Regions from separate parts of the Mus musculus genome. Here region 2 is linked to region 1. Evidence: chromatin loops called from intact Hi-C (ENCODE). Cell type or tissue: left cerebral cortex. All regions are shown on one strand. Each heading gives the region's core, and the rest is flanking DNA. Links, peaks and the distances in the headings are about the cores only. Region 1 overlaps Lrrc4c (leucine rich repeat containing 4C). Region 2 overlaps Lrrc4c (leucine rich repeat containing 4C).

Region 1 (15,494 bases), core at 2,576-10,575:
ATTAAACTTAGCTTTTGGAATATAGTGTTATAGTATATTTTTTAAAAATCAAAAGCCCTTTCCTCTCATTGACTATATCAGGTCATGGAAGCTAACTATTCAGTCACTCTGCTCTAAGTAGAGGGTAACTAGAAATAGCATCACTCAAGAAACAATCTATATCCCACCAGTCTTTCAATATGATATAAAACTCTGTTTTTTGAAATCGAAGAATGAGGTGACTAAAATTGCCACAGAGATACAAAGGTTCAAGGGAAGGCTAAAATAATATTTGACCATGTTACTACGTAGAACTCTTTGTTGTACATATTTGGTAAAGGATTATTGCAGACATATGCAGGGATAAACTCACATTCTGGTCTTTGCTAGTTCCCAATGTGCTTGTGTATGGTCTAATGCTTATATGGCTGGAAACACTTTGGATGCCAAACTGTTCTATTTGGTAAATCCTCTTAACAATTTTGATAATGAAAATCTCTTTTAAAAGGCCTATAAGACATTTGATGCATCAAATAGTTCTTACTGAATGACACTTTGATAAAGTGATTACAAGTGAATCAAAAGTAGTAAATTACCCTTCAAATAATAACAATACTTATTCTCCCCACTATTTATTAAATAGTGTTTAAAAATACTATTTATTCAATTTACAGTGTAGCCTGCTGACAATAGGGTACTCCTCCAGCTTTATAAAGGAGAGTATTGAACTCTAAGGGGAGGTGATGTGTTCACACAAAGAAGATTCTAGCTGCATATGTATCAAAAGATGGCCTAGTCAGCTATCACTGGAAAGAGAGGCCCTGTGGACTTGCAAACTTTATATGCCCCAGTACAGGGGAACGCCAGGGCCAAAAAGGGGGAGTGGGTGGGTAGGGGGTTGGGGGGTTGGGTATGGGGGACTTTTGGGATAGCATTGGAAATGTAAATGAGGAAAATACCTAATAAAAAAAGAGAAAAAAAAGAAATAGCATGATATAAGATACAAGGTGTGGGGAGAAGGTAATAGAAAGGGGCTCTGTTGGGTAGAGATCCCAATTGACCATCTTTTAGAGCCTTTGGAGTATGAAGGTTTTTTAAACTTTTGAATTAAAATACTGTCTGCTGATGTTTGGATGTCAAATATCCTCCAAAATCTCATGTGCTCACCTGGTCCCAAGTGAATGGCACTGCTTAGAAAGGTTCTGGGATCTTTAGGAAGTAGAGGAACCTCACTGGGAGACATAGGTAATGAGGGAAGGGCAGGCCTTAAAATGGAACCACTTCACCTCCTGTTTGGTCTCTGCTTCTTAACTATGGATAAAGTGTGACCAGATGCCCTTCCTTTCCTGTCACCATGATCAGCTACATCTTCAAGAACCTCAAGCTCAGATAAACACTTTTCTTTGCATTTCTTTGTTTCAGATACATGTTTACAACAAAAAGAAAACTGGTCAATAGTCCATCCTTCAAAAGTTCACAAAGAAAGTCTTTGATAGCTGAGTAGCTTCAGAATTCACATAAATAGAACTACATATTAGAAGACATGTACAGAACAAGGGAGATGGTTTGGATCTTCCTTCATGGACAGACATGGGTATTGTTCCCCCATGACAGCATTAGGTAAAATATAGTCAGCGCATCCTGTTTGGTTTTTTTTTTTTTCCAGATGTCTGTTGCATCACAATGCTGATTTCCATTCTACTTCCTATTCCTCAGCTTACTTCATACCGTTTAGTTTCTAATGGCCCATCCTTTGAAGATTTGTTGGACTATTTCTGTGAGTTAGCATTCCAGCTCAAATTAGATCGGCAAGTACTACCTCTGCTGTTTCCTCAGTGTTGACACGTTTTACCAGGAATTTCTTCTCCTAGTTTAATGCTATGCTGAAGCATCACTATGCAAATAGCCCTCAAAGTAATCTTATATTATAGGGCTACGGCAGTGAATGGACAGCAATACCTAATTGACTTATGAGCTTCCTTGGCTGCTTTGGGAGTGAGTGGTAAGTTATCAAAGGCTTTGTAACTAGGCAAGAGTTATTTTCCACCAGAAACAAGCAGGCTTAGTGCCTATTGTCCTAACTTCTTTCTGATCCATTGTGGTTATATCATCTGTATATTTCAGCCATCTCTTGCTGAGAAACAAACTGTACTGAAATTTAGTGGCTTAAAGCAATAACTTTACAAGACTCCCTTAGTTAAGTTACAACTTGTTAATTATTTATTCCATATCATATAGTCTGGAGTAATTTATATGATGAGGACCTTATGATGATTTCGTCGTGAGACATGAGGAAATATCTAAATATGTTGCCTATCTTCCTGGCCTTTCCCTTCATGATAACAAAACATTTAAGTCTTTTCAATAACAATCTTTTATAAGCATTGCTACCTGTGACTCCAAGACAGAAAAGGAAGCCCTGAGTCCTCTTTAAATCTAGGTTTGGGTCTTTGGATTAGGAGTGGAACTCGGTCCCAAAACATTAGTATGACCCTGGATTTGATCCATAGCAAATCAAACAAACCAAATGAAACAACAACAAACCCATCAGACAAAGAAAGAATCTTAATTCTACTTCAATTGTTTTATTAATGCAAACTAGAGTAATGAATAGTTCAAGAAGAGAACCACATTGCCCTCTGACTATAGAAATCAAACAGACACAGAAAAGGAAGGAACTGAAGGTAGGTTGTTCTCCAGTGCTCATTCATTTGTGTTTTATATTAATTTGAAATCAGAAATCACATTTTCAATTTTGGTAGTTTTACTTGTTAGTTAGTTTGTTTATTTATTGATGCAGAGTATTTGCCTAATGCCTCACAAACCTTTAGGACAGTGTAACAGTGATGAGTAAGAGAAAGCAGAGTTTTTGTTTTGTTTTGTTTTGTTTTGTTTTGTTTTGTTTTGTTTTGTTTTGTTTTTCCTATGAGAACTAGACTCCATGGTCCATAGACAGTAATTGAACAATGTGATCAAATAACAAAATGATAAATTGTTCAAGGAAGTCACATAACAGATTATCTACTGCTGATTGGAAAGCTGAGTTAGCTCATGCAAAGAAGAGAGATTTCATCTAAAAGTCTGAGTGACGGGGTGATAGCTTCTGTGAAGCCCTAAGACAATGATACATCTGGCAAGCCTTGGAAAGAGCACACAACCATAAGAAAAGAATAGTTATGTTTAACCCTGACTCTTCTATAACCTTGTAGATAAGTGTACTATTTGTCAATGACATGCAACCCAAAATCATACACAAAGTTGTGGGAAAGTAAAGAAGAGTAACTAAGACATGATTGCAGAGATATTTGTAGGAAATTTCCAGGAGTGGTGATGCCATTTCAAGTCTCGTTTAAGTATTTTGATTGTTTGTTTGTTTCATTGACTTGCATTTTTCTAACTTATATTTTTAAGGCCAACTTGAAGATTCAGCTAGTAACCTGCATGTGCTAGGTAAGGAAAGAATAGTTAAGGCTAACTGAGTATTCCATACCATGTAGATAAGTGTATTGTTCATCACTTTTGAGTAAATTTTTAACAAGAGTAGACACATGGGCAAAGAAAACTTAAAATGAAATGTGTCTTTAGAATAGGTAAAGTCTACTGTTTTATTCTTGGTGGTTTTGATAGTGATATTGATGAAGATAATGATGGTAGTGTTGGTAGTGGTGATGACAATAAGGTGGATGTTGATGGTTACTCTGATGGTAGCGATTGTGCTGGAGGTAATGATAGTGATGACCATAATGCTAATGGTAGTGATGGTGGTGATGATGATGGTGATGGTCATAGTAATGGTGATTTTTGGTGCTGATGGCATTGGTAGTGTTGATGATGATAATGGTGGTAGTGATAGGGAATGTTGTGGTAGTCAGGATGATGATGGTGACTGTGAGGATGATTATGGTAGTGGCAGTTGTGCTGCTTCTCTTGCTACCACTGCTGCTATTAGAAGAGAAATTACCTTGAAATTCCATGAAAATTCAATGGACAACTTGAGTGCCCTTTTGCATACGTTCAAGTGTTAGTTTTGTCATAATGGTAGATAATAACATTCCTTCATCAAGACAAATGGCATAGCAGAGCAGGGCAATGGTGTGTTTTACTTTTTTCTCTCTTTCTTTTCCTCTTTCATAACTATTCATAACACAATAGGAAACTGTATATGAAATATAGTACTAGAGTGCCAAATATAGTGTATACATTATCACATACTTGCTGAAGCCTATACTGAAGCCTAAGGAATTAAATAATCCTCACAGCCCATAAAGCTGAAATTCATGCAGCACTGAGTACCGCAGGGAAGAATGTGAACAATGCGCACAGAACCAGGCGGTCTTATAGGGACACCACTGATGTTCAGTACATCTTTTACTTTATTAAGCCATGAACATCTTTCATGTAATTGGGTGGTCCAAGTAGAAGAGGAAAATGTATGCAAATAGAAAATTGCATGATCAGATAGGACTCTGGGACAAAGGTTTTGTGAAGTTACCTGGCATCAGTACAGCTTGAAGCAAAGCCTAGAAATCCTGATGAGTCTCTGATTTGTAGGAACAATGAATATGTGCTTGAGCTGTTATCCTGTAGCCCAAGTTCAGGGCATCGCTGCGGCACTTGAGAAATGTAACGAGAGTGTAGGTACAGTAATGAGGAAGCAGAAAGTTTTAATAAGCCTCTCAAATGAGGTATAGAGAGGAAATACATACATGCATACATACATACATACATACATACATACATACATACATACATATTATATATTGTACTACATGTATACACATACACACACATACTTATACATATACACATGCACATATTTGGCTATAAAAATGAAATTACATCACAGAAATGAAAAAAAGATGCAAATAAAAATTGTCTCACTAAATAAATAATTCAGACTTGACTTGAAAATATGTACCTCACATGTTTTGCTTTGTTTGTAATTGGATATTTTCTTTGTTTACATTCCAAATGTTATCACCTTTCCCTGTTTCCCTACCTCCCAGAACACCCTTTCACATCCTCCCTCCCCCTGCTTCTATGAGGGTGTTCCCTCATTGAGGTGTTGCAAACCCCTTCAACTCCTTCAGTCCCTTCTCTAACTCCTCTATTAGGGACCCCATGCACAGTCCAATGGTTGGCTGCTAACACATGCCTCTGTGTTTGTAAGGCTCTGGCAGGGCCTCTCAGGAGACAGCCATACCAGGCTCCTTTCAGCATGCACTTCTTGGTATCCACAATAGTGTCTGGGTTTGTGGAATTTATTTATAAATTATATAAAGATACTTAAGTATTTTTTGTATATTTGACAGAAAGAAAGAAGCAGTTTTCTAGGCAATGAATGAAAGTAATAGAAGAGGGAACTTAAGCATAGAAGGGAAATAGCCATGAGGAGATCTGTAAATGTCCTTATGAGTTCTTGCACTATTTGTCATGGTTAAACATGAATAATAAGAAATAAAATGTTGCAACTAAAAAACTCTTCTGATTTACCTAACATTCTGAAGGCAACAGACCTAAGAAATCAAAAGGCCTCTTGAGAGTTTCGATGGAAGAAAAAGGGAGGCTTAAAGTAATGGTACTGTTACTCTGGCTAAACTGGCCAATGACGATGTTTAGGAAATATGCAGTGAGAGAGAATCAATCACACCAAATAAAGCAACCCCAGTACCATTCAAAAATTTCCTAAGAAGCTAGTGATCCAGGGAGCGCCGAGCTAAACTCTCTGGGTTCAAGTCTGATTTTCTAGATACTAACAAGTTTTTTAACCTTTCTGTGCCTCAGATCCCAGCAACGGTAATAAGGTTGGATGTGAAGAGTAAATGATTTATTTATTGCAAAGGTCAAAGAACAGCAGCTGGTATATAAAAGGCACTTAATAAATGCAAGCTATTGTTTTAAAGATACAGTCCCTTATAATTTACAACTCATAGTAAGATCTGTAATTGTTAGTTATTATCACCCATTTTTAAACCACTCAGAATTGAAAATGCCATGCTTCTCTGTTTCTTCTTTGATTCTCGGAAATAACATGAGCTAGTAAACCTTTGTAGGCATTTTTTTGTCACATTCAAGTGGCTAAAAAGTAAATTCAGACAGCTGAGTGCCAATTCCTTACAGCTATTGTTCTTGCCCTCAGGAAATAACTGCACCTCAGTTTAAGGAGATCAGCATGATCTACTGAACTACTGACCAAATACACTGGAAGTGACTGTTAAAAATCACAACAAACAGCCAGTGTTGTATCCTCTTATCCATTGGGAGTCTGTAACCATTTGAGATGGATGGAAATTGAGTTCAATTTTGTTTTACTCTTTGTAGAAAGAATATAATTATGACTTAATTCCAAAATGTTTACAGATAGTCTGAGTACAGCACTATTTTCTAAAAATTATGATTTTCATGTGAGTGCAAATCATTAAGAACATTTACTTACTCTTTCCTCTCAACTTGTTTTTACATGACTACTACCATATGTATGATTCATATAAAGCAAAGATAGAAGCTGGTGGATACTGTCAGAGTTTAAGGATCTATTCTCATGCTTTCCTTGGCTGATCTGAAAATGTATTGTCATACACATAGGCATTGCTTAATAATGTTAAGAGCAAACAAAATTATTTTTAAAATTTAAATATCTCCATTCATAACAATTCTAAGTATGAAATCATATTAATTGATTTGTACTTTAATAACAATTTATCTTAACCTTCCTTTTTACATTTCTACTGTGCAAGTGGATTGTTCTCTCATCCGGTAACATTCCAACAAAAGCATTTCCTAATAACTTGTGATGTAGGCTGCTTTGTAAGCATTAAGTTAAAAACAAACAGTTTCCAATATAGGCTCTTGGTCTTTACTCAGGTAAAGTTACATTTGAGAGAGAAAATAGAAAAAAATAAATAAAAGAATGAAAATGTGAGAAAGGACTATGAAGAACAACAGGTCCCCAAACCAAGGGACATTGGGGAAGCTGTGTCCAGAGATCTTAGAACAATTCTACCCATAGTTACCATGCCTCATTTTGAACACTAAGCATCATCTCTTATTTTCATGTGCATATTCTGATAGATTGTTTCTATATCTCTCTCTCTCTCTCTCTCTCTCTCTCTCTCTCTCTCTCTCTCTCTCTCTCTCTGTGTGTGTGTGTGTGTGTGTGTGTGTGTGTGTAAGTATATGCATATTCACTTGTACAAGACCAATTGAAATGGAACTTTCACACTCACAGATTCTCCTGGGTACGGATGAACCTAAGTGTTTATATTAAGTTGCACAATCATATAAACATAGTCAAACAGCGTGTCTAGAGCCACCTACTTAGGTTATTGTAGAGAAGGCTTACTGTAGCAATGGTATCTGGGGTTTGGGGATTGCAGTGAGGTTCATCTTCACTGAAGTGGTTGACCATGTGTCTGATTTGGCCTAGCATGTGATCACAGAGACATCTAGTGGTCAGCTTCAGGAGAACATTATACAAAAAATAATACAGAAGAGTCCTTTCCACAGAGGCTCTAGTCCATGAAGTGGTACCCAGTGAGAAAAGATGGGTTGAAATGATCTATCTTGATTAAGTGGTATGATTCTTTTGTTCAGGCAGTTGGCAAACTTTGGGAGGAAAAAAAAGTAATAATTTTTTTAAAAATGTTAAGAAGTTATATTAGGTATGTTTTCAGTATTTTTGATCTACTGAAAAGAAGGCGATCTGAAGTGCTGACCATTGCCAAGAGGACTCCTCATCAAAATTTCTCATTTCATAAATGACAACATTAAGCATAAAAACTTTAGTATATGGTTTCCAATAACATTTTCTTAAAAGGTGACATAGTGTATTGCTCTACCAGGTCTTTTTTCTATTGTGATAGAACACATTGACCAAAGCAACTTGTGGAGATTGTCTCATGCTACAGGTGCATCAGCTACGGAACTCAGGGCAGAAACCTGGGATCAGGAACAAAAGCATAGGCTATAAAGGAATGCTGCTTGCTAACTTGCTCCTCATAGCTTGTTCAGTTTGTTTTCTTATACAACTCAGGACCACCTGCCCAGGGGTGGCAAGACATACAAATGGCTAGACAATTCCACATCAAATATTAATGAAGAAAATGCCCTGCAGACTTGACTACAGTCCAGTCTTATGGAGGCATTTTCTCAGTTAAACTTCCCTCTTCCAGGGAATGTGTAAATGTGTGTCAAATTGACAAAAACCAATCAGGACACTTATTCACACTGTGGAATGAAACTGATGACAGGAGTGAGCCAGAGAAACACTTGATGGAATATTTAAAGCAACATTTTTCTTTTAAGCAGGGCATAGAAGTATAATACACTTATAGTCTCAGTTACTCGGGAGGGGGGGGGGCTAGGCTTAAGGAGGGAAATAGCTGGGTCCTATGTTTTTGTAAGAAAAGAAAAAGAATGGCATTATAACAGGGGTGCTACTCTCGTAGAGCTGTAGCAACATCAGACATGACCTGACTTTTAATTAATAAAATGGGACTGTTACATCAAAGTTCCAAGAAAACACATGGCTTGGAAGCTAACCTAAAACAATTTTAAAAACAGTTTACAAAATAGACAAAGAAATAAAGATAAAAGCAAAGAAAACGTGGGGGGAAATACACACTGAAGACACACATGCACTCGTCCTATCCCCACCCAAACACAGGCACATAAACAGATACACTCCTCTCCATCCCTTATAAAATGCTGTCCCCATGGCCAATGTTATGCAGATGAGGTTTAAAATTAAATCCTTTTGCTTCATTGCAATCTCATTCCAAAATACAGAAAGCAAATCCAGAACGGAGACCTTTTTAGTCTCTGTGATGGAGGAGGGGTAAATAAATAAACCCTACTATCTGCATGATGTACTTCAAAGCATCGTAGTATTCTGTGTCCCACTCAACCTGGACATTTCATAAGTAGTGGGACATATCAGCTGTTTCTTAGGATGTTATATAAGTGGTTGAAGGGATGGTTATATTGTATCTCCAACTCTCCAATATATATCCCGATAGTTTAATAATACCAATAATAAATATCCTGATATGACCAAATAATGCCACAATTTCTCAATGACAGCATTAAGGTAAATGTTTAGAGAGTAACAAAAGGTAAAAAGTAAATGTTATGAAAATCAGTGAATTTGGGAAATTATACCCTGAAATTACTTAATAGAAATTATTTAATTATGAATTCTATATCCATTTATTATTTAATAATTTGAAGTACAAGTTTTAGGGGGAAATGTTACCCTCAATCATGTGTAACCTTTTTTCTCTCTTGAAATGCTGTCACTCTGATTTCTCTGTAATTTCCATGATAGGTTTAGATTAAAACCACTGATTTTGAAAGAAGAAAAATAATTTGAATTGTAAATCTGGCTTTTATGTATTTTTTTAATTGTTCTTAGTATCCCATAATTCTACATGTTTAGATCCTCATTTAAAAGCAGACCCATTCCATGTGTTACCCTTGCCATTGAATGTACTAAATAAATGGCTGATGAATGGCCTTTAAGAGAGTTTCTCTGCATGGGTTATCATAGGTCCACCGTGGTTATTCAATAATAACCCATGGGCCTGTAACTGTCTTTGCTCTTATCCTATAAATGTACATTCACAAGCCTCTTCTCTCATCCCAGATTGCTCAGTGAGCATATCAAGACTCACAAGTTATTGTTACAGAATATCTCATCAATCTCCTCCATTGTGGGAGACGTCTTACCTGAAGAAAGCAGAATTCCCACTGCTGTTGGGAATAAAGAAAATGCATAAGGAATGGAAGTCAGTTTAATAGACTTCTCTGAGGATTTTACTTTCAAAGGAAATCAATGAGACTAAAGATCTTCACTGCCTCCTACATTTATGTAAGACCACCTCTGATTTTAAGTAATATATATATATATAAAACATAGGGGAGGAGTCCATGATCATGAGTTATATAAATATAAGACTTCATTATTATTCTGATGTGCCGAAAGGCATTCTTACCATCTATGTCCTGGTAGTTCCTATTCTAAGGAGATTGGAAAGATCATTCATCCTGAGGAAGTTAGACTTCCTGCTTGGAAAGGACACAAGGGAATTTCTGCAGCCGGTATTAAAGGAAGGATGTGGGGCAGCTTGAAGACTGCAGATCTGCTCAGCTGCGGCTCAGTGAGCAGCTGCTAATGCAGCATTCATATCATGCTGGCTCAGCTAAGAATACTCTTTCTATTCTTGCCTGCTCTTTGTTTTGTTTTGTTTTGTTTTGAGGCTGAGGTGTTAGGAAAAGAAGCAGTATCTGAATGCATTTCATAGCCATCCTGCATTCTATAAACCACTGGATCCTCTCAGCCACCCTCAGCAATGCAGAGGCTACCTGGTCTTCCCGGAGAGCTGCTGGTGTCTGAAAAGACTCTGGAAATTAAAAGTCCACAGGGTTTGTGTTCTTGGGTGTTCATTCAGACTCAGCTATTGATGCTGCCCCTTAGTACAATGTCAATTACTAAAAGTAATGGAGAGCATATCGAACTAAAAAATGTTTTGATCTAATATAATATGTTTGCATACTGGTTGTTGTACATGCAATACAACATGTGTATTTGAACAATATCAACATGTCCCTACAATCATATTTTATGAAAATGTGAATGCTGTTACCAGGGACAAATGGTCACATATTCCACTATTAAAGAGAGTGAGCAGACCTCTAAGAGTATGATAAGAGGTTGGTTTCCCAACTTGAATTTGTAATTCAACTGTGATTAAAGCATCCAGTTGCATGCTTTCCATGCCTCATTTAAGATGAGTAAATACCCCAAACCTGTATTCCTAAGGGACTTCTGTCATAAAGCAAGATTTCATTTGTATACACTCGTGTATGAATCATGTGAGTGTTGACTAATAAGCACATTCCCATCCACAGTACAACTGTTATTTAAGTCGCTGTTGACACATAGCTTTCATGGGGCAGTATTAATTTGCTAAGTCTTAACTGATGTTCCATGAAAGAGTCTTCCATAGTTGAATAAATTTGAAAAACATTGAATTGGATCAAAGTAAACCTAGATGTTTCACAGAAGACTTCCAAAATTCTTCAAATATTATTCTTTGCATACTATTTGAAAGAAAGAAAAATTAGTATGAGACATTTTACAGGCCTATGTGATCCAACAAGATCTTATTCCTTGGATATATGGTTGCCTTTGATTTTTGAAGTATATTAGATGCTTTTTCATGGCAATTGTGTAAGATATATATATACATAATTTTAAAGAAGCCAAGACAGGGAGGCCCCGTTGTATATTTCTTTTTATTATAGTTCTTTTAGCCGGTCTGCAATTCCTATTGCTTTTAAATCATTCAAGAAAACAAGCAAGCAAACAAACAAACAAACTAGAATTTACTGTTAAACCAAAAAAGAACCAGGGAAGAAAATTGTTATTAAAGAAGTCAGAAGCTCCACAAACGTCATTTGAACCCTTCTTCATCCATGCCAGACCCTGACTTTGACCCTTGAAAGGCAGCTAAAAGGCTGAAACCAACCCCGACTAATCTTCCGTGTTTAATCAGCGCAACTCCTGGCAATGAAGTTATTTTTATCCTTTTAGTTGTTATGCAGCTTATCTCAATTTTAAATTGTCAGAACTTCTTCACAAAGACATACACCCAACCATGGAGAAGCAGCTTGGGTAAAGAAATTCAACTCGACAAAGTCTCATAGCAGCAATAAGTTCTCAGAACTTGGTTTAAAACAGCAGAAAGTCTTTTACAGAAATGAGTCACCAGCTTTCACTGCCTGATGTACAGAAATCTTATATGTGGCCATAATCATCATGGCGAGCCTATTTTATAACACTAGCTTCTACTTCTGAAGCTCAGCCAGTGGGATGCAGGCTATAAAATTCTACTTCTTCAAATCACTTTCCCATGCACAGCACAACCCAGCTCCAAACGATCTCTTCCAGTGTTTCCCATAAGTGGAGTAGAAAACACTTCGCTTACTTTAAGACTTCCAAGAATTAGTATCTTTGAAATGTGGTTTCAATGTGTAGTGTTTAAGAGGAGGAAGATCCAATCGCGAATACCTTTCCTATAATGTCTTTCTATTTGACAACCCAATGAATCTGATAAATCCCCAAACCTGATGAAATGTGTACAGATAAAAGTAACTGTGCATCTGAAAACCTTGCCAAGTAATCTCTTCCTTCTGACCCCAAATATTCAATCCTCTCCAATCCTTCCACTGGGCTGGGGACTGCAATACTGTTTCTAAATACAGTTCACCGCTGACACAAATACCATTCCAGATTAGTCTCTAGCAATGGACAATCATTAAAGCTTAGATTTGATAGTAAGGGACAACACACTCTACCCTTCCTTTACCTCTTCCAATGTAATAAAAATGTTAAGAGTCAAACTTATTGGAAAATATAAGGCTCACATGAATTAGCTGTATGGTTTAGGCCACCTAAAATTCTCATTTATTGTTTGCAATGTTATCTTGTAATTTTTTTCTTTCTATCTTCTCACAGACATGTAGTCTTACATGCACTCACCCACAGTGCAGAACTGTCTGTGGGCATTCACTGGGGAGGTTAAAGGCCAAATAAAGGCAAATTCATACAGTCACAGTCTGCCAGCCTTTTGACAGTTCTCTCCTCCATGCCCCTTTGAAAGCTACACAATCTCTTCATTCCTATGATGAATGCTTCATAATCAATGATTTTGTGTCTGAGATTGTCTATTCATGACATTTTTAGGAAAAAGAATTCATTGATTTGTATGTCAGATAGAGATTATGCTAGATCTGGCAGTGAAAGACCATAGTACACTGAAGTTGTCTTATGCAAGTTCATACTCTTGTGAGACATAGGAGAACTACATGAAGAAAGAAAGAAAGAAAGAAAGAAAGAAAGAAAGAAAGAAAGAAAGAAAGAAAGAAAGAAAGAAAGAAAGAAAGAAAGAGAAAGAAGGAGAGGAAGGGAGAAAAAGGAAGGAAGGAAGGAAGGAAGGAAGGAAGGAAGGAAGGAAGGAAGGAAGGAAGGAAAACAGACTTCTTACAAATAACATGCCTTGTACTTGATATTAAAGGATGCCAAGAATAAATTTCTTGTTTGACTTTCAGATCAACAAACTTATTGAGCAATTCAAAATACATACATAGTCAATCTATTACATAGCAAGGAGTGACTAAATACTGAAGGGGGATGCACTTTGTTCTTTAGATCTTCCATTATGCAGTTGTAGACAGTACAATATAAGCCCATTAGCAAATATATAAAAGAACTTTCAAATGGAGTCTAACAAAGCTAGAAACTAGAAGACAACCCAGATGCGACATCCTTGGCAAGAAGATGGCAGTTCCAGAAGGATCATTTGCTTTCAAGTTAACAAGTAGGTTATATAGGTTAAAAATAAAATGCAAAGACATTTTGAAATCATGGAGCAAAGGGTGAAAATGGTGTTGTGTTGATCAAGCAACCAATCTAATAACAATGAGAAAGGAAGAAAAAATCAGAAAGACTAAACTATACATTAATTTTGTAGAAGATCTAGATATAATTTGGGAGGTATAATTTTAACCTAAAGTATAAAATTAATGTCTTGTCTATGTAGTCTATGTCTGAGAGACTAAAACCACCTTTGAGATAAGAAGGAAATCGTCTAAAATCCTGCTCCAAATGGTTATTAATACTCAATGTTTGAAAAAAATCCATACATAACATAATTATCAGAAATGCACTATTGTCCTTTGATTTCCAAAAAAATAAAGAAATTTTATAACCTCAAGGAATTAGAAAAATAATTACCCCTCCTCTCTCTCTCTCTCTCTCTCTCTCTCTCTCTCTCTCTCTCTCTCTCTCCCCCCCCCCCCCTCCTCATTTGTGTACAAAGTTTCTCAAGTAAATGTGAGATAAGAGTAGTTCTTCCTGACTGGTAGTGGCACACACCTTTCATCTCAGTACTCTGGAGACAGAAGTATGTGAATCTCTATGAGGTCAAGGCTACACTGTAAGTTACAGAAGAGTGAAGACTACACAGAGAAAACCTGTCTCAAAAGCTACCACCACCACTACCAACAACAACAACAACAGCAACAACAAAAGAACTAGGGCTTCCTGAGACTATAAACAAAGCAATTGTGAGAGCACAATAACAGACAGGATCCCTCAAGGCAGTACTTTCTGACATCCTTGTGATACTAGAACAGCCCTAACAGGGTAAATTAAAACTTGACACTGCATCATACTGCATGTGTATATATGTGTGTACATGGCTCATGTCTTTTAAATTTATTTTAGGATTTTTCTTCCCTTTCTATCAGCTGACTTGCTTAAAAATCTTTTTTCTCTATGTTGCTCCAACATTAATTGGGCAAATGTGATGATTTGTAATGGGTCGCTAGCTCATTAGTGTAATTTAGCCAGGTTCTACTGTACCTCACCAGACACACAAACAACGCTGCTGCACACATCTGTTTCTGGAGCTCTATTTCATAATTATCCATAATATTTGTGATTTAAAATAGGGGAAATGATTGCCCCTTAATCAGCTGTTTGTTTTACTGGGCTACACAAATATATGTGATATAATTCAAAAATAATTTCAGAATACAACATAACAAAATCATCATTTGCATAGAACTTTAGAGTTTATGCACTGTTTAAAGATATATTGAAACACACAAGCACACACATACTTCCTTAAGAAGGAAATTGTTAAATATTTTAAATGACCTAGAAAGGAACTGTTTAAATATATTTCTTACTACAGGTATATAATTTATCCAGACACATGCTCAAAGATTTTTGACATTCATTCACTATCTCTATCTTTCAATTTTTAAAAATATATACTCTGTATTTTTCCAAAAAGAATAAATTTGGAAGTAAATATGAAGTTGTAGATAAATGAGAAATACAGAATATATGCCAGTTGTTGATTTGGCAGATAAAACAATGTCTCTTCTGAAGAATGTTTATATCTACTGACAGCAAAGCGAGGCAGTTGTCAAACGCTTGACATGGGTCTGCAGACTTGGAAGACTTGGCAGTCTTGAAGGAAAGAAAATCAGTGTTACATCCTCACTGAAGAAGCTGAGGGACCAGCCTTGCGAGCTGTTTCCAGGCAAGTCAGTGCTGCCCTATGATGTTCTTAAAACCAGGAGTGTACAGATGCAAGCCTATAATCTCTGAGGCAGGTTGGGAAAGGTTCAATGATTCCTCCTTATGAGAAAGTGAACTTGAGCTAATTTTGGAAAGTGGAAGCTGAGCATAAAACTGAAAGTGTAAGAAATCCTGATAGCCAGGAGGAAAACTGGTCTTCTGAGTAAATGGGACACATGGATGGTGTTCTTGGTAGGAGATATGAGGAAAATAACAGAGGTAGAGAGAGGTTTCTTCTGATTCTGGATGTACAATTTACCAAGCATTATACACAGGTTAATTATAATGGAAAATCTTCCTGAAACTAGTCCTGGGCATGCACACAGGAAGAAATTAATTCTACACTCTTCCTGTTTCTGAAACT
Region 2 (15,494 bases), core at 3,487-11,486, 250 kb before region 1:
GAGGACCTGAAAGAGTGCTGTTTACTGGCTTGCTTCCAAACCTTGCCCAATTGCTTTCTATAGAAATCAGAAGCACCAGCCCAGGAATGACACCACCCGCAATGGATTGGCCCTCCTCCATAAGTTATCAAATAAGAAACTTTCCTACAGGTTTACCAAGGATCCTATCCTATGGAGACATTTTCTGTCCTTTGAGACTCCCTCCTCGCTGATGACTCTAGCTTGTATCAAGTGACAGGAAACTAACCAACACAAATACAGAGTAAGATTTCTATATTATAAGCCACGCATGTGGGATTGGAATGCCAATCTTGTTAGACTCCCTCCTGTTTGAAGAAGCTGATTAGAAGAAACATATGGCTGTGTTGAAAAGTTCTTATGTTTGGGAACAGAGAGCTCTCTTAAAACCTACAGCTAGGAAGAAACCAAGACACTTGGTCCAAAAGCCTATCAAAATTGACCAAAAAAAAAAACCTACATTAGCATTCTTCCCAATCAAGCCTGATAGGCAAACTAGGCTTTAAACAAGAGATTAATTGCAGTCCTGTTAGTTCTTGAACTGAGCAAGATTATGAAATCCTATTAGATGCCTATGCAGAAACTGTGCTACCCTAATGTATATTGTTTCAACATACTGTGTACAGTCACACTGCTATGTGCTAATAGATAATATAAATATGCTCTATTCTTTTTTTTTGCAGTGGAATGTATTGATTATAGTAGTTATGGAGAGGAATCACTTGACTATAGAGTTAACTAGGGAAACTGTATCTAGACTCTGTTCTTGCAGAGAGTAACAAAGGGATAAACTTCATTAAAGCACATACACACCAAATGAAAGCTTCATTTAGTTTCACATTTATTTTATTTGTCTTATTGTGGAGTGGATAAATATGTGCTTCAGATAAAGTTTCTATTTTGCTCTTCTGCACACCCCTACAGTGCCCTCAATACATTCTCTCCCCACACCCCTAGCCCAGTTTTATCTCTCCAGTTATTATTACCATGACAGGCTTCTTCTTTTTTGATTAACAAAACAAATCAGATTGTGGGCAAATGCCTTTTGTAAATTGTTCACCATGGTAAATATTATTAAAATGAGGTTCCTCAGGACCGGACTCTTCCTTTTTCAAATTCCAACAACAGAAAATATAACACACCGGCTAACCATAATTCTGCCACAAATAAAAGACACTATTAATTATTGTACCTAGATAAAGTCAGTTGATTATACAGAATCATTCCCATTGTGCAAAGTGTCATTTTTCTCCTTGGCTTTCAAACATGGTACATTTTAGAGACAGATAATACACCAAGAAACTCCCAGCATTAATATAGGTAAATTTTATTCTGCGTTTGCTTTTCATAAACTTTTTAGGAGTATGTGTTTGAGGGCAAGCAGGCAAAATAAATAAATCACATGAAAAAGAACTGATATTGAGGTATGAACTGAATAATAGGCTGCACACCTCTTTGATATTTCACAAAGCAAGCTCTGAATAACTACACGATACCGTCAGCATGATGCTTCCTTTAAGTGGAGTAGAGAAGGGTCTGCGTGTGATAACTGAGTAAGCAAGCAGCATATAAAAGTGTGAAAACAGCACTTTTCTCAAAGCTTCAATAAATATCTCAGATTATTCGCAATTTAGGATAAAAGGCTCACATAATTAAAAGTATTTTATGCATTATTAATGTGTTTGTGTGTGTGTGTGTGTGTGTGTGAGAGAGAGAGAGAGAGAGAGAGAGAGAGAGAGAGAGAGAGAGAGAGAAAGAGAGAGAGAGAGGGGGGGGGTGGAGGAAGGGAGCGTAGAGAAGACATGGAAGTTGTGCATGTACCACAGCATTTGTGAAGAGGTTAGAGAACAACTCTGTAACATTGTCTCTTCTACCTATACATAGACTCTGGAGATCACCTCAGGCCTTAAGGCTTACCCATTAAGTCAACCTTTACTACTGAGCTTTCTCTCAAGTCTCCAAGGCACATGTCATAAAAGCATATGACAGGTGCAAACGATGAAGTAGAGATCACTAAAGATATGCTGCACATGAAATATAGGAGATTCAAATTCCATTCCTGAAAATATTCAACAACACAAGCTGTGTGTTGGTGAACACTTGACTCAAAGCTTAAGTAATAGAAATTGCTCACGATGCTAAATTTTTGGATATAGATGTGGAATGAAAGGGCAAGGACTAACATCTCTGAATCAATGGCCTGACTATCCATCTCTGTCATGGCCCATCATCTGCCTGTAGGTCTCACTTTGGACAGTCTGATAGAAAGATGAATGAATGTATACGCTAAAACAAAGATGGATAGTTGGTTAAATGGGCAGGTATATAGATTGGTGGATACACACACACACACACACACATGCCCACAATATTTTGGTGATTCTGCAAGGTTTCCTTTTCACTTATAACCCATATTTATCAGGTTTGGAGATAAAGGCCATCAATACCAGGCTCCACCAAGACATCAAATCATATATTATTGTAGACAGAAAACTAAATGTCTGATGAAGGTTTTCATTCTTTGTGTAATATCATACTTATCTTTGAAACTTTTGATGTGCAATTTTGCTTTCAACTTGAAATTCCCTCTGTGATTTACTGGACTAAACTATAAGAAGTGGACTCTTGGTCAAAAGCAAGAAAAGTCGTATATAACAGTTCCGGTTTTCTGGAACAGGAAGTTGATACTGCACCTTCATCAAGTCCTAGTGTTGTAGTAAATAAAGTAAAGCCTTTTGCTGTTGTCTGACAGTGAAATAAGCCTGGGATGTCTACACACAGAAGCGTCCTTCATGGGCACAACATAAGACAACACTATTTTAGAAAATAAGCTTTTTAGCAGATAAAGCTCAGATTCGGATCTTTCTATTTCTAAAAGGCCCCTAAAGGAGTGGATCTTGATACCTATCCTGACATTCGGGAGGGCAGCCTTATCATTTTATTGGGCTCTGCAATCTGACTGGTGCTGTGCTAAATAAATAAATAACTGTCAGGAAATAACAAGAAAGGAAAATCTACCTGCCTGTCCTCTATGTCATTGCGCTTCGTTCTTGAGAGAATTTGCAGGTGTGAAATTATTTTTCAGCAAGTAGCTGAGCACTGAACAGCACCTGTTTGAAGGAGACCGGAAAAGCCTCCCTAAACTCTTTTCCAGCAAAACCAAAACTGAGATAGGGATCGCTTTCTTTTGATTCCCATAGGATGCCTTTGCATCATAAACAGATATTCCTTCTGACTCATACACCTAGGAAGTGCTGGATGCCACCCAGCTGTCCGTTGTTTGCTTAGTATCTTTCAAGGCACTGCCCCTCAAGACAGACGATGACACACATGTTTTTTAACAGGAACACTCAGGAGGTTTTAGAGGTGTATTATCATGTATAGAGGAAAATAACAACATAAACATTGCAGGTTAGTGGGTAAGCAAATAATCGACAATCAATGCAAATAAACATCTCATCTAAGTGCCGATTGACCAGGAAGTGTTTAGCATCCATAAACTGATATCAGTGGCAGTAAAAATCTACCCACTCTATCACAACTCGCTACCATCACCTTCATCTTGAACTCAATACCAAACACTAACATATCTCACTGAGACTGGAGTAGAAACTTTATGGGTATAAAACAGATATATGGCATTTAATGTACTCCTTATTTTAAAGACCATCATAATTTGATGATATGCTCTTGGATCCCAACATTTAAATAATAACAGATAATTTTGGGAAGGAACAATTCCACAGAATTTTGAAACAATAAAGTTATATTATTTTATGTCTTATTTCTTAGCTATTGTTTGACCTTAACCATCAAATATTTGCAAGTTTTACATGTATAAATTGTTTATAACTTTATTTAAACAATAGTGTGTTACAACCTATGATTTTTATGAATAAGCATTGCAGGTACTAAGCCTGAAAGAATAATTCTGGTATAATATCATCTTTTCAGGAAGTGAGAAGTCAGAAAGTATTTAAATATCTATTATTTCTGTTATTAAAAACAAGACTTTTCAGTACTTAGGAAAAAATGTCAATAAACTAGAGTTGGATCTAAAGAGCAGTTATTTCAAGGAGGTGGTGACATGCAGGTTTGAGAAGCTAAGAACAAATTCAAGTCTATAAAAAGGAAGCATAACACCTAGGTTCCCTGTGTACGATAACACTTAGAAAAAGCAAGTGGCAAAGAGAAGGTGTGAGTGAGAAGCCTGGGATGCAAAAGCAGCACCCACCAGTGGTCTTGGGAAAAGAGAATTTCCGCGGGGGCATTTCACTAAATACACGAGCTGCGTGAGTATTAGTGGTGAGCAAGCTTTTATTAATATACAGGAAGACTCCGAAATAATGCAGAGATCATTACGGAGCTCAGATGTTACAGGATTATAAAGGGAAAGCCGGTCTCTTGGATATTCTACATTCACTGGAAAATTGAAAAGACTGAAGAAAAAAAGACTCTAAAACTTGGTTTTAACTGTTTTAGTGATTTCATCTCCAGTCACTCTTTCTTTTCCTTAAAAAAAAAAAAAAAAAAGCTAGTGGGCATGTGTAATGAAGAATTTACCATTAATAACTCATCATGCTCAATAATTGTTGCATGAGCGTGGGTTTTATGTCCTTTCATGGCTCTAATCATGTAATGCTATATTATTTTAAAACATACTTTTAATTATGTATGTGTGGGTGTTAATTTATACATATGAATATGTGTGTGGTGAGGCCCACACATGTCACAGGTGTCAGATGCCCTCTGATCCATAGTTGTAAGTGGTTGTGAGATGCCTGGTTCTAGGACAAGAATCCAGATCCTCTGAAAAGCAATATATGCTCTTATTCTCTGAGCTCTCTCTCCATACTCTCTATATTATTGATTTTTACAGTAATATAAAAGATGACTACTTTATTTACCATGTATTCTAAAACTGAGTGATTTCTTACAAGCAGTGGGAGAAAAGATAGTTGCTCTTGGATTTGTTCAGTAGTTCAATTTCATCTTCAAAAGCCTCTGGTATTTCCATAGACTCCACATGCTCAGCTTTACACAACATTTTTGCTAACCATCAGATCGTGGGTGTGCTGTCCTGGCACATATGGCATAATACCTCAAATCAGGAATTATCTGTATATTTAAATGTTTCTTTCTTAAACTTGGACCATAAAGCGTTAGCCTTCCTCGTGTCTCTTTGCCTAGAACTGTATTATATATCAATGCATGGTATTGAACTGACTTAATGAAGAGCTGGTGATTGTACTCACCACAGAGAGAGCTGAGCTGTGCTAACATGATCAAAATGGGCTGAGAAAGGCTCTCAGTGACGAGTAGTTTTGGTCATAAAATAATTCCACTTCTAGATTACAGATTTACAAGGCAATTAAATGGAGCAAAAGTTGATATGAAGATGCAAAGATGGATAAGACCGTGTAGGCTATATTAATTAGCTTAGATTTTATTGTGAACCTTTTGGATATTTCTTCTGTATACAATTTTGATTGCTGCCTGTGCTAGAGTAATTCCGTCAGATTATTTAACATAATGGTCAAATTCTTTAATTTTACATCTTCTCTTCCTACACAGCTCCATCCTTTGCCTATAATACCCCAGCCATGCTAACCTTCCTATAAGGAATTGTTCCAGTGACATTCTACAAGAGATCCAAGCACTGCAGTTTTGCATTAGTGGTATTTCCTCTATGCAAACAAGGGCACCAAGCTTATGGTTTACTCTGTCTCAGAATCAAGACCTTAACTATAAAGTTACTTCTTAATTTACAGTTTCTAGGGAGATTTTATAAAATTTATGTATTCTTTCTTACTCAAGTGATATACTCATTTTAAAGATGTAAAGATGAATGAATCAAACCTTTACTACATGCTCAAAATTACATAGTGAGTCTGCACCTCCTTGCTTTCGGTGCTTTTTATCTCTACTGAAGGTTACAGGGCCTAAGCAAACCTAGTTGTCAACTTGCATGTAAACTCTAAGTGTTTCGTGACAGAGAATGAAGAAGGTTCTGGGGGATACTGACAAAAAGAATCTGCCCACAAATGCTGACCCCCTTTAAATTGTATTTCTCCTCTTCAAAACTCCCTTCCTGTGAGGCTCATGCTGGGGTGAAAAGTTTAAATGCTGTAAACACCCATGAGACAAAAAAGAAAGGTTCCAAAGATTTGACATATGCAGTGTAAAAGTCTCTATTTAAGGAAGCAGCACGGTGGCAGAAAGGAACAGAGAGGTTGTCTGTTCTCACTTAAAGCCAGTCAGAGCCTGCAAGTTCCCAAAACCAGTCCCAACCTGACACCTAGTGGTGACTGAAGAATTAACCCTTCAAGTCCTGCTGGCGTTATTGAGTCTCCAAGTTCATCCTCGGTGATTCCAATTGCGTTTTTGGAAAGGAGTTCATTAATTTCACAGGGAAAATCAATTACACACAAAAGCTCCTTACAGGAAAGTGCTAACTCCATAGTTTTGAAGATGCTACCCAACCTCGTTTCCACAGCCCTCATGTGTAAATTGTTTCTTCCTCGGAATCTATGAAGAATGTTCTCCACCCTCATCTAACATCAGCCTATTTACAAATTCAAAGATCTGAAGCCCTTCCCTTCCTCTTCTAAATAATAATTTTGCATCTTTAATAAGTGCGATAAACCATCTCAGGAGATTATATTACTCTGAAAGATTTTGGCACTGGCAAAATTTCACAAAAAAGTTAATTATTCAGAAGTGTTTATTTAAAAAAAACGCTGATTTCTTTAGCTTTTATGTATTACGTGGGTTTTCTTTTTTCACTATTGCTTAGGTTTTTCTCTGTACCCCAAAATAATCAAACACACACATAAGCACATGCATATATATGTATATGTATAAGTCCACACACCCTGAGAAAAACAATCAAGTTTTTATATTCAGCCTGGTAGGAGCCTTTCCAGACAAGTTTTTCAGCAACACATTCTTATTCCCTTCCTTGGAAATAGTTCTTGTCCTACTTGACACATTAACTTTTTACTGAGTATAGATTATTTAAATACTCTCTGTCTCCTTAATAATCATGTAGTCATCATATATAAGTTGGTGAATGGATGGAGAGATTTAAAATCCTGTGTTTAAAAATGAAGTGATGTCAAAAATGATTATGCAGATATTGGATTAACCTTTTCTGTCTATAAAAAAAAATTAAAAGAATTGCAGAAATGTTTTGACTTTCCAACTCTAAATTTCCATTCCTATAACACTAGTTCTACTTCATCAATTAATTAGAAAAAGAATTCAGTTGCCCTCCCCCAAGTTTACCTATGCACCTTAGAGAAATTTGCACTCTCTGTATAATTAATTCCATTCTTCCTTCTACCAAGTTTTGAAAATGAGCTTCTAAAATTGCCATTTTATGATTAAGGCAAGTGACATTCTGTGAGTTGTTAATCATATAACTGGGAATCCTAAAGCTATGGGAACGTGCTTTCAGCCATGGTGGTAATCTTTACAGGAATGTCTCTGAAGCTGGAGAAAGATGAAGTGGAAATTCCATGCAATAGTGAGGCTATGCCAGTGCCTGGCAAATACAGAAGTGAATGCTCACAGTCATCTATTGGATGAAACACAGGGCCACCAATGGAGGAGCTAGAGAAAGTACCTGAGGAGCTGAAGGGTTCTGCAACCCTATAGGAGGAAAAACAATATGAACTAACCAGTACCCCCAGAGCTCATTTCTCTAGATGCACATGTAGCAGAAGATGGCCTAGTCGGCCATTAATGGGAGGAGAGGCCCTTGGTCTTGCGAAGATTATATGCCCTAGTACAGGGGAATGCCAGGGCCAGGAAGCAGGAGTGGGTTGGTTGGGGAGCAGGGTGGGGGGAGGGTATAGGGGACTTTCAGGATAGTATTTGAAATGTAAATGAAGAAAATATCTAATAAAAAAGAAAAGAAGCTATAAAAGAGAGATCTACTTAATATTAAAGTGATTGTCTAGGAAACGCGTATATGTGCAAAAATTCAACTAACACAGGGTTGATAAGATATAGGAGCTGCATTTGTGTAATGCCTGATCAGTAGAGGGCAGTGCATTGCAATTGTGCTCTTCTTTTTGATTTCCTGGGCTGTAGCCATCATGGAGGATCTATTGCTTCAAAGACCCCTTAAACTCACTTCATTCTCAGTGGTTCACTATTCCTTTTGCTTTATTTTCCATGAAGATGGAATTTACATAGAAATGTGGATAATGAAAATAAGGGGTCCATGGCCCTTACCTTTCATCCTAAATATGGCATCGTTTTGATGACCCATTACCAAAAATTCTACCATGATATAGAACATACATCCTATAGTTTTTGAAAATCTCACTTTAGGAACTAAGTGGAAGGCAGTTGCTTTGGTCATAACATTCCAACACCGGCAAAGTTAGATGCAGAATTATAATTACAACCCTGGAATCTTGCTGAGAGATGCACAAAAAGCCCCTTTGAAGGTATTGGCTTTAGATAAGTAGCATTAAAAATTAAAGTGGAAGTCTTTACTTTGATAAATGCAAATAGTTCTATATTCAACAGGCCAGACAAAGAAAGCCAATGCACATAAAGGGATGACTACTGATCAAGCGGATGCTATCACTATACAACATAATATGCCAGGTTGCCTTGTGACATGATTGGGTAAATTTATATGCCAAATTTAACCTCTATTGTTTCAGCTTCCCCATCCACTGCATTAAGCATTCAAGGTACCAATGTTTATGTTGGCTAATATTTATTACAATGATACCTGTAATAAAGTTAGCCATCAAAGGGCTAGTGCCAATATAGCCGATGACATATCTGTGTACACAATATTCCCAGTTGGTAATGCTTGCCCTTCAAGACAACCTGTGGGAGGATGTCATGTGAAGAAATCACTGACAGGAAGAAGGCATTTGCCAGGCATGCCATTCCCACTCTGGATGTGAAACTGCCACGCACAATTGTTATATCAGGATGAGGCTTCACATTCCTCGTTCGTTGAGATGATAGGATGACAAAATTAAATAGGACTTCGTCATATCATGTTTTTGAGTGTCCAGCTGGTGGAGGCAGAAAAAGCAATTTCAGTAAGACAACGGCTGCCACTGAGAACAGATTTTGGAAGAAAGTATTCTCCAGGCCTTCTAGAAATAGATAGGCTGTGATGCAGATGACCAGGAACTACGATTATCCTCCTATCTATTTTATTTTTGAAGGAAAAAAGACATGATGCAAGGTAGAGGTGTTCCTGGTAAATGCCAGCCTGGTTAACCAGCTTGCCAAAACAAGTGTTGGTTTAGACTTGTTACAATCTCGTGTTTTCAACACTTAACCCCAGGGAGACAGAGTGACTATGGCAGAAAGTATTTGATACCAGAATCCTTAACTAAGCAGCTTCCAGCAGCTATGCACAGACCCAACTAACAATCCAAGAGTTGACTGTCAGAAGCAAGACCTGAAAAGACACACACTTCCTCTTCTGAATGGTGGCAGTTCTCAGACTCCTGGCTTCAGAAGACTTGACAGTGATTCTTTTCTTTCCTCATGGAATCCAGATTCCACAGTGAATGGCATTCTCCACATGTCAGTGAAACATGTCTACACAGACCTCCATCTTCTGGCTTAATTTCTCTTAGTGGTGCAAAAAGTATACTAAAAACCTTTTATGTTGTAAGAGGATCTCTCTCTTGCCTTATTCGTTTCTTCATATTATGTCACTGAACACCTACTGTGTGTTACATACTGTGAAAGATAATATGAACAATTCAGGAAATACTTACACCTTTAAGTGTCAGACAAGAGAAACAATGTATAAGTAAAGATCCAGATAAACATGATGTCTGTAAAGTTTGAAAAGTCATGTGAGAGGTGTGAGAGAATGTAGATTAGCCTGGAGAATTGTCCACTTTAGATGACATGATGGAAAATGATATTTCTGTATGTCCTTGAGGAGAGGCACGCTAGGAGAAATAACTCTTCCTGGGTTTTATGGAAATGAGTATTGTGTGTAAACATATACAAAGGACCTGATCAAGCTCAAAGTTTCAAAAGCATAAACAAAAACAAAAACAAAAAACAAAAAGAAAAGAAACAGTTCAGTATGCTCAGAATTCACTCATGATTGGAGCAGAGCAAACAAAGGAAGGGTGACTTTTGATAAGATGGGAGATTGGGCTATTCAGAGTCTGTATAGGAACAAATAGACCACCCTTTTAGGATTGGCACTTATTTTTGACATGGTAGAATGTCAATGAACATATTACACAGGGAAGTCTCCTACTTCAATGTATACTTTACTTGGAAAATTGTGTGGAAAATGAGTTATTGTACAGATAAGACTGGCAACATTGAGAACAATTGGGAAGCTGCGAAAGTGTTCACGGTGAGAGATGATGTTGACAGTAAATGTTGACATCACTCAAACGTTATTCTGTGTAAAAAAAAAGGAGATATTGTATTTTCCTAACTTTATCTATGAATTAACAAAGCTGTCAATCCTTGTTCCTTAAACTTATATATCTTCTAAATAATGGCCAGGATTCAAATCCACACTAGTGCAGATCAAGACAGGCTTCCATCCCCACTGCTTACCACCTTTTACAGTAGATTTGGCAGGGAAACTTCAAGCCCCCAATCCTTATCTTCTTTGTGTGTGTACCTGTGGATTGAGCACTACTGTTTCTTATGTGCTAGCCAATCTAACAATCATGAAAGCGCTATGAAGCAGAGACTATTATTATTCTCATTTAACTAGAAGTGATCTGAGTCCTGGAGAAGAGGGGAGCTTGGAAAACACAGCTGAGTCGTCTTTCAAAATGCACCTATTATTGTAAACATAATGTTGGGAGAAATGACACCATTGAAGTGGAGTCTCAGACTGTGTGTAGAGCTCATTTGATGGAACACTGGGTTAGGATCTGTAAACTTGGGTTCTTTTTCTAGCACTGTATATTCTGGGCCTAATAGTGTAGCCACGTAAATCTAGTACTTAGGAGACAGAGGCAGGAGGTTTAGGAGTTCAGTGTCAGCCTGTGCTGTATAATTTGAGGCCAGCTGAGTATACACTGGATTCTGTTTCAGAAACAAGAGAGACATGTCTATGACATCTCAGAGAAGAATGAGGATTGAGTCATTACAGGTTAACAAGTAAGTGATGAATATGATGCAAGAATATGATGAAATTATTATCTAGTACATTGCAAAAGACCTGTGTAAGACATACCTTTGTACAATTGTATACCTTCATTTTGAAAGAATATAATAATAGTGTTGAAGGCACAGTCAGCTTTTTTTTTTTTTTAATCAGTACTTTTTGCAAAATATGATGGGTGTGAAAGACATCAAAGGAATTGTCAGGTGAAATAATCACAACAACAACAACAACAAAAAATACTCTGAAGATTTGAAAAATGCTCTGCCATAGCCCATAGGGAAAGCAAAACAAAACAAAAACCAAAACAAAACACTAAAACCATTTTCTGGATTGAACATCAAAGGTGCGACTCTGCTACCCATAATTCCTTTCTGAAAGAGAGTATGAAGAGGGTTTACTAGCCATTTTTAACTACAGTCAAAAATAGAAATGAAATTGTTCTAGCAGATAGTGCCAGCTGGAACTAAGTGGGAGACAAACAATAGGGCAGAATGAAGGCCTGCTGTCCAAATTCAGGAACTAGGGAGTGGAACAATGCTTTCTTACCAAGACTTTGAATAGTCTTTAGAAAAAAATCCTGACTGACCAGACAATTTGGAGGCCATTCTGGCAGTTACTCTTCCTACAGGGCAATATTGCTCCCTTCTAAGATTCAAAGAAAGAGGCCACCCCCAGGTTGTTAGCAAGTTAGGGAAAAATTGGCCAGCAACTCACAGGCTGGGGACAGGATTGTGAGCCTGGGCACCCTGTAGAGCTGAACAATTAGGACCTTTTCTGAGAGATGAGGAAGTCTAAGCTAAAAGACAATGCTCCCATCTTAATAAGCCTGAAGTACCCAGCAGCCAGGCAGAGCTGTTTACTTTCAATCTTTAAAATCAATTGAAATTGCCTTGATGGATTTTGAACTTTCTTGGGAATATTTTCCCTTGATATTTTCTGATTCCTCTCCTTTAGAATGTGATTATCTAAATTATACTTCTCCAAACCTTGCATGAAAGCTTCTGGTTTTACAAGCTCACAGCTGGGGATAAAGTTTTTCTCAAAACACATCCTTTCCCTCTTCACCTCTCACTGCTACAGCTGAGATTGACTCTTGGGTTGATTCTGAAATGAAGTTACCACTTTTAACATCTGCTTCAGTGGAGCGAGTGCTTATCATGTGTTACAAGGCACGAATCTTGGCAACTCTTAAACTATCACGGGCAGAACTGTGTCCTTGAAATGTATGCGTTGAACTTTTAAACTCGAACATGACTCAACTTGGACACTGGATTCACAGAAGGTAAAATTAAATATAAAAAGAAAATGAAAAAGGACACCTAGTATGTTTTAGTCATAGAAAATTATATTGTGTAAGAAAAAAGAAGACATAAGTCCCTCTCTGTCTCTCATGCCCCTCTTAATCATGTTCCTACCCTTCTCTAGAATATCAGAACTCCTGAAATGTGAGAATATATATATATTTTAAATTCTGTTGCCTAAACCACACAGTCAGTGGCATTTTGCTATGGAAGTTCAAGAAGAAAACACATTATCAATTGTCAGCAATAGGCTGGTGAATATGTCTAACATATAAATGTATATAAACCTGAAGGCACAAGTGTTTTCTCTTCTACTCTTTGGCAAACTAGGCTAAGAACAGAGCAAATAAAAAATATAGATGAGAAAGAAATAGAAATCTTACTGTTTCTCATTTATATATTGTTGAGGTATAGGACACAGCTCTATGTCAAAGATATCCTAATAGATAACATATAAAGTTCTCATGAAGTCATAGTGGAAGTTAAGAAGGGTTTGGTGGTCCTTCTATCACATTGTAATGGATCTACACGGTCTATAATATCCAGTTACTACTCTCAAATCAACTAATACTTATCCTTCTGTTCACTTGGCTTTATGTGAGAATAAGGAGTGTATCTCAGGAAGGTCAGGTGGACAGATTAAACGTTATTCTTCTCTGACTACAAGAAATGCATAGTCTCATTTTCCACAAATGTTTTTCGATATTGAGCATGTCCAATTCTCTATAACCTCTTTGAAAATGAACATGAATAAGTAAAATATAAGTAAGACACCTGCACTAGGAAATAGAGTGAGAGCTTGAGGAAGAGATGACGCATGTTCCATCACAACAAAGATGGATACCTCCCCAACACCTGACATGTCTCGGCTCAGGGATATGCTTTATAACTGAAGTATTGAAGTCTACTACCTTGCCCTATGAAGAGCTAGGTTTATAACCTCGGTCCTTTAGTTTCCTCCTCTATGAAATGACAATAAATAAAGTTATTTTTCTGCATAACTAAAGCTGTTCTTATTTTCAAACTTTAGGAATTGTATTAGAATAATATAAAACTTCATGAAAGATTTCTGACTTTCTTTTTTTAAGTTTCCTCTTGCTTTGGTTACTGATAATTCAAATTGTATTAAAATCTAAACCTCGGTTTTTGTATTTTATTATAGACATAGCATAAAAATTCATAATAGGTTCATTATGGAGTGTGAAATAATTGATTCATAAAATGACTTGGTAACAAAGTCCAAAGATTTTTTAGTTTATATAAATTATGCAAGGAGAGAGAGACGAGACGTTAGTTTTCATTTGAGACCCTCTCTCCTAAAAGCCTCTTTCTTTTATAAATAGCTATAGGCTGATGAAACACAAATGGACAGAGAAGGTGTTAGTCAACTCATTTCAATTTAGTCTAAGCATCTATCATGTAGAAACAGATCAGGGAGCCATACATCGGCGTCTACTACTTCAGTCTTTGTTAACATATCTTAGATGTGTCACAGGCAACAAATGGTTCAGGATCCCAAATCTAAAGTGATTACAATACTTGAGTAGGAGAGTTACTCAAAGATACCAAACATTAAATTGTAATAGACATCGGATAATAGATTTATGCATGGTCTAAGAGTAAACTGCAAGATAAACATGCACGTCAGTGAGCACGCTCACTACCCTTCACATCTCTCTTCTCTTCGAATTACTCCAGCGATCCTGTAGCAGTCTTAATGAAACCGGACATAGACTGAATTACATTCTCTGAAAACTGAAACAATCACATATCAACGTACATTAAGTCCTTTCCCCAAAGATCTAGCAGATGCAACAAAGAATGCAGAAAGCACATTTTGACCTCTGTTTGTTATTCTCATTTGTGCAGTCTGCCGTGAATCTGATTTGAACTCATTAAAACGTTCTTAAGTGTACTAAATCTTCCATTAGGAAAAGACTCTTGATGCTTTCAGACAAGCTTCTTTCCTTATTCTACATGTTCAGCATCAGAATTGATGGCCTAAAGTTCCTTGAAAGATCTACCTGCTACACATGGGTAGATAAAACACTGAAATATGTTTTCAGTGAGAAAATAATTTAGGCATGCACACTTTACCCTGGATATGAAAAACAGGAAAGACATCTTTAAACACTGGACTCTCTCTCTGTCTCTCTCTCTGTCTCTCTCTCTGTCTCTCTCTCTCTCTCTCTCTCCCTCCCTCCCTCCCTCCCTCCCTCCTCCCTCCCTCCTCAGTCTCTCTTCCTCCTTTCCTTCCCCTCCCTCCCTTCCTTTCTATATGTTTTTTTCCCAGGTTTTTGTCTCTTTGTTTAAGACAGGTTTAGGTTTTCTCTGTGTAGCTGGCTGTCCTGGAACTCACTCTGTAGACCAGGCTGGCCTGGAACTCACTCTGTAGACCAGGCTGTCCTGGAACTCACTCTGTAGACCAGGCTGGCCTGGAACTCAGTGATCTGCCTCCCTCTGCCTTCCTGTGCTTCCCTAGTGTTGGGACAATAGGTGTGCATTACCTGACACTGCTTGCCCTTTTCTTTTTCTTCTGTCCCTTCCCTTCCCTTCCCTCCCCTCCCCTCCCTCACCTCCTCTACTCTCTATTTTTCTTTTCTTTTCTTTTCTTTTCTTTTCTTTTCTTTTCTTTTCTTTTCTTTTCTTTTCTTTCCTTTCCTTTCCTTTCCTTTCCTTTCCTTTCCTTTCCTTTCCTTTCCTTTTCTTTTCTTTTCTTTTCTTTTCTTTTCTTTTTTTTCTTGCCTGTGGTCTATTCTTACTCTGGATCATGATGTAGAGAAACAGCATCTCTAGTATTTCTTTTATTTTTTTTCAAATTTTTATTAGATATTTTCTTCATTAACATTTCAAATGCTATCCTGAAAGTCCCCCATACCCTCCCTGCTCCCCTACCCACCCACTCTCACTTCTTGGCCCTGATGTTCCCCTGTACTGAGGCATATAAAGTTTGCAATACCAAGGGGCCTCTCTTCCCAATGATGGCCTACCAGGCCATCTTCTGCAACATATGCAGCAAGAGACATGAGCTCTGG

Evidence for each region. Peaks named below come from ENCODE experiments on the same cell type or tissue, not always from the same donor. Only the 100,000 strongest peaks of a DNase experiment are listed, where the experiment ranks them.
Region 2: it touches region 1 in a loop (6-fold over the local background); 8 of 42 quality-filtered maps call a loop at or near these places.

Annotation. Positions count from the first base shown.
Region 1 is chr2:96,329,482-96,344,975 of GRCm38, reverse strand. The region is part of intron 1 of Lrrc4c (leucine rich repeat containing 4C); the gene reads right to left. Among named protein-coding and RNA genes, the nearest start is that of Lrrc4c, 19 kb to the right of the region's middle. In left cerebral cortex, for the core only: a CTCF peak has its summit at 7,427 (motif pointing left); DNase peaks (open chromatin) are centred at 7,423 and 10,194; H3K27ac peaks cover 1,102 bases.
Region 2 is chr2:96,576,668-96,592,161 of GRCm38, reverse strand. All of the region lies in intron 2 of Lrrc4c (leucine rich repeat containing 4C), which reads right to left. Among named protein-coding and RNA genes, the nearest start is that of Lrrc4c, 270 kb to the right of the region's middle. In left cerebral cortex, for the core only: CTCF peaks have their summits at 6,331 and 8,063 (motif pointing right); DNase peaks (open chromatin) are centred at 5,131, 5,699, 6,297 and 9,055; H3K4me3 peaks cover 311 bases; H3K27ac peaks cover 3,075 bases.